2 separate regions of the Homo sapiens genome follow, and region 2 is linked to region 1. A link is a loop called in an ENCODE intact Hi-C map of the cell type or tissue named here. Cell type or tissue: PC-9. All regions are shown on one strand. Region 1 overlaps IL23R (interleukin 23 receptor). Region 2 has its middle 6.8 kb from the start of SLC35D1.

What was found. Peaks named below come from ENCODE experiments on the same cell type or tissue, not always from the same donor. Only the 100,000 strongest peaks of a DNase experiment are listed, where the experiment ranks them.
Region 2: it touches region 1 in a loop (1.9-fold over the local background); 10 of 110 quality-filtered maps call a loop at or near these places.

The regions. Positions count from the first base shown.
Region 1 is chr1:67,213,556-67,216,055 of GRCh38, forward strand. The region is part of intron 6 of IL23R (interleukin 23 receptor); the gene reads left to right. Among named protein-coding and RNA genes, the nearest start is that of IL23R, 48 kb to the left of the region's middle. RefSeq lists an enhancer at 1,810-1,949. In PC-9, a CTCF peak has its summit at 1,023 (motif pointing right); no DNase peak of the experiment used is centred here.
Region 2 is chr1:67,059,742-67,062,241 of GRCh38, forward strand. No RefSeq gene overlaps it. Among named protein-coding and RNA genes, the nearest start is that of SLC35D1, 6.8 kb to the left of the region's middle. In PC-9, no CTCF peak of the experiment used is centred here; a DNase peak (open chromatin) is centred at 1,190.

The DNA.
Region 1 (2,500 bases):
GGTCCCATAAACTTATCATGCAGCTGAAAAATTTCTGTCACCTAGTGATTTATATTACAATTGCCTGCAGGATTCAGTACAGTAACATGCTTTATAGGTTTGTAGCCTAGAAGCAACAGGCTATACCATATAGCCTAGGTGTGTAGTAGGCTATACCACCCAGGTTTGTGTAATTACAATCTATGATGTTCGTACAATGATGAAATCGCTTAATGATGCATTTCTCAGAATGTATCCCTGTCGTTAAGTGACACATGACTCTAGTTATCTCTTGAAAGATGGTTCCAGGTCAAAGCTTCAGATTTTGTCTCTGGAGACACAGCTGCCTCTGGGAGAACATTTACAAACATCTTGCTCCCACCTCATTTACCTCTCTCCCTTCTGAATTCCCTAGAAGTCTAGCTTAGACCAGGTTGGAATATATACAGATTTTAGTAAAGGCTCAGAGATAGCAAGAAGAAAATAAATCTCAGCTGGGAGGGGTGATACAAGCCTATATTCAGCTACCTGAGAGACTGAGGCAGGAAGATCACTTGAGCCAGGGTTTTGAGGCTGTAATGCACTATGATCCCACCAGGGATAGCCACTGCACTGCAGCCGGGGCAATACAGTGAGACCCCCATCTCTATAAAAAGAAAGAAAATAAACATCTCAGAGAAAAACCACCTACTATGTAATCTTGATTACAAAATATAACTAGCTTTTCAAAGTTGGTTTGAGACCTGTCTTTTCATTTTCTAAATATTTATGTGGTCTTTAAAGTGATGTAGAGTCTGTGAGAGGCACTCAGTTACTGATGGTATAAGTTCAAAAAAATCTGGCTTGACCTCTTTCAAACTCTGTTTCCCTATTTATATAATGGAGCTAATACTACCTGTCACAAAGGATTGTTATGAAGACCATATGAGATAACAAATATTCTTTCAGTTCCATTTGCCACTTCTGACAAAGAGAAGGTTTTGAAAAGTGAGCTCAAATGTACCTGTTACCAAGATGGCCTATGTAGCACCACCAGGGGGAGCAGAGAATGAGAGTTTCAACCAGAAAACAGTTGGTTTCTGAAAACTTATTCAGAGACACTGGTAATATAATTCCTTTCTATTTTCTAAACATTTTTCTAGTCTATTACATACTCCTATTTACATGAAATAAGAGGGATTGGTATATCGGCTATCTACTGCTACGATTGAGGGAAGAGAGAGACCCTCTCATATTGTTTTATATTTTTTTATACTCAGTACCTGTTTTAAGAAAAAACAACAAGGAAGTAAAAGCAAAGACAGGCAACCCAGCACCAGGCCCGAAACCAGGACTGGGCCTGCCTGGCCAAAACCCAGTAGTTAAAAATCAACTCATAACTTAGAAAGCGATGTTATTCATAGATTCCAGACATTGTATAGAAGAACATTGTGAAACTCCCTGCCCTGTTTTGTTTCTCTCTGACCACTGGTGCATGCAGCCTCTGTCACGTACCGCCTGCTTGCTCAAATCAATCACGACCCTTTCATGTGAAATCTGTAGTGTTGTGAGCCCTTTAAAAGGACAGAAATTGTGCATTCGGGGAGCTCGGATTTTAAGGCGGTAGATTGCCGATGCTCCCAGCTGAATAAAGCCCTTCCTTCTATAACTCGGTGTCTGAGAGGTTTTGTCTGCGGCTCGTCCTGCTACACAATAATGTGTAACAAACTGCCACAAAAGCTGAAGGGACATATAACAATAAACATTTATTTCTCAATGTCAGTGGGGTCCAGCTGGTCTAAGGTGAGCTTTGCTGGAATTGGGCATGTGTTTGCAGCTCAGCTGGCTCACTCCTATGTCTTTGCATGAGCTCTCCTCTACATGTCTCCTGGTCCTCTTTCTGCCATCAACAGGCTAGCCTGGGCATGTCCTTATGGTGATGGCAGAGGGCAAGAGTACCTAAGGCCCAATCTTTCCAGTGTCTTTCAATCCTCTGCTTATATCAGGCTTACCAATGTCTGTTGGCTCAAAGCAAGCTACATGGACAAACCAGAGCCAGAATGGGAGAACGTTCAAAGCTACATGGTAAAGGGCCAGGATATGGGGCTGGGAAATTACCTGGGCATTATTGCAATCCACCTCAAAATGTCATCAAGGCTCTCCACCTGCTGCTGGAACCAGTTCGTGTGAGGAGAGGAAGATGGTAGCATCTTTCCAAACAATAAAGACCAAGAACCTTGGCAGTCTTCATCCTACTCTAGCATTTGACACTGTTGACCACCTTGTCCTGAAAATGTCTCTCCTCTTGGTTTTCCCATTTCAAGAATGTGTTAGTCTTCTATCAATATTTCTGGATGCCCTTTCCTTTGTAAATTATTTTTTCTGCCAATTCCCTAAACATTGACATTCCCTTCATACCTACCATCTCACTGTCTCCTCTCTTTCTTACTCCTTTCACCTATTCCCAAGGCCTCAGCTACACCTGTATGTAGGCTAGAAACTGGAGCCCTCCCAACTCTCATGAAAGTCAGACCTATATTTC
Region 2 (2,500 bases), 150 kb before region 1:
AATCCTGACAGTTGAGATCCTAGTTGTCTTATTTTGCCATCCAAAATGCTTACTACTTTGCATTTATCAGATCTGAACAACATAATTTAATCAATGTGTTGAACCAGTTTATTTTGTATGAGAATATTAAGATGATCAAGATCTCTGTGAACTATATTATGGCAAAGAGTAAAAGATTGGATGTCAATCCAATGATGCTATACTGCTGGCCCTGACATGTAAGAGGTAAACTGTTTTAGTTGGACCCTATAAATTAATATAGAGACAAAACATTTGCCATGTTAATAGCTACACACTAGGTGTCAGGAAATGTCATGGTGATTTGCCCTAGTAACACTACGTCTGGAGCATCAACTAACATTGGAGTCACCTCCTGATTAAGTTTATAACCACACTCAGTTATTTGCTAAGATTTCTCTTCTGCATTGGACAAACAGGTGACTTAAATGGAGATGTGATAGGATTCATCCATCTTTCAAGTCTTTGATGATGGCACTAATCTCTGCAACTCCTCTAAAGATGTGGCATATCTTTTTTTGTACTGTCCTGAAAGGGAAGGAAAGCTCCAGAGGCTTCCTCTTTCTACTATCGTGGTCCTTATTCCATGGGTCACACAGACACTGTGAGGATTTTACCAGCTGCCTAGCATATCTATTATGCCTAAACATATGTCTCTTCCAATTATACATTCAAGAGCTGGAGACAAAAACACACAGTGGATTTGTGGACCTACTGAGCACATCGTGTTTCAAAGTTGGGCTAGGTCTCCAATTATCACCTGACTCACTTCTATAGTCTAAATGTGTGTGTCCCCCAACAAATTCATGTATTGAAATTGTCATGTGAAAATAGAGATGAATCTCTAAGTAAAAAGGTTTTGTTTGGGAATAGTATACAAGACGTAGGATTGTAATTTGGGACATATATACAAACCAGGATGGCCTCCAGTATATATGGAGAACAGAGTAAAAGGTTAGGATTTTATTGGAGAAAGAGGAGATTTATGCAAGTTGTTTTAAAAGAAAGTTTTTTGGTGCTGGCAGCATCTTACAAGAGCTGAAGAGTTTTGATATGTGAATGTCAGTGGTCCTTAGGAAGGACTTGTAATCTTGGAGTTTCAGTTAGGCCTTTACATTTAGAATTGGGTTTGTGAGTCAGTGTGTCAGGCATGTGTTCTTGTGTAAGCGGCTAGCTGTCCTTGTGCTGCCAGCTGTCTTTGTGTGACTCACGTAGTAAACTGTGGTTTGGAAAAATGTCCTGTGATAGTTTGTGTTATCAGGCAAACTGTGTGTGAGAGCCCTACCAGCATAGCCTTCTCTAGCTCCATTTTGCTAGGGTTTGACACAAGTGACTACATTTTGAATCTGACAATGTTCACAAAATCCTAACCTCTAAGGTGATAGTTTTAGGAGGTGAGGTCTTTAGGAGGTGATTAGGTCAGGAGGGTGAAGACTTCATGAAAAGAATTGGTACCCTTACAAAAGAGCCCTGAGAGAGACCCTTTACCCCTTCCAACATGTGAGGACACAGCTGGAAGATACCACCTATGAACCAGAAATCAGGCACTCACCAGACACCAAATCAGCCTGCATCTTGATCTTGGATTTCCCAGCCTTCAACTGGGAGAAATGAATTTCTGTTGTTTATAAGCTACCCAGTAATATTTCATTAAAACAGCTTGAACTGACTAAGACGCTACATAAGCCCCCAGTTTAACTGGTAGACTGCAGGACTGTAAGTGCCCAGGAATTAGTATCGGTTGGCCAGTGTTTGATAATCCCACAAAAGGTCTGGGTATTTCCTTTTTGTTACTACACAGTCACCCTAGTAAATGGCAGCAGTTTCCTTTGAGGAAGACTTGAAAGAAGATATACAGTATACACTTGTGGCTATGATATAGGGCCTTCCTCAAAGAGACCTGATCTCTCCTTCAATCCAAGAGATTCTCGTATTGTACATGGCTTAGGTCTGGAAACTGAATAAAAGACCGTGACTGTCCATTTCTGAGACTCCAGTCAGTTTTCTTTGCTGTCAGGTCTGGTTTTTACTGTTATAGAGATTAAGGACCATTTTACTAGGTTGTCTAACTATTTCATTCTTAGGGACATTATAATCAATAGGATACTGCCCAAAATTCCTATGGCTTAAAACTATGATTACCACTATGTTACTGCTTTCCTTTTATAATAAATATGCCCCCTACCTTGTCTTCTGTGGTTAAGTACTACTGCTTGCCTCTGATACTCCAGAACTTCCAACATCTCTATTAAATTGCGGAGCCCATCTCAATACTGAAAATTCCCATTATACCTAGCTTACAGAGCACAGCCACAACAGAACTTCTCAAGGATGTACATGGTCTATACACAAGTGTGTTTCTCCACATGTCAGTTATGGGATTTCCTCTGGATTCTCTCAAGGATGTTGAGGGATGGGTGTGTAGATTACATGTGATAAATATGCTCCACCATTCCTGTTTCCCTAAGCACTGGAATCTTTT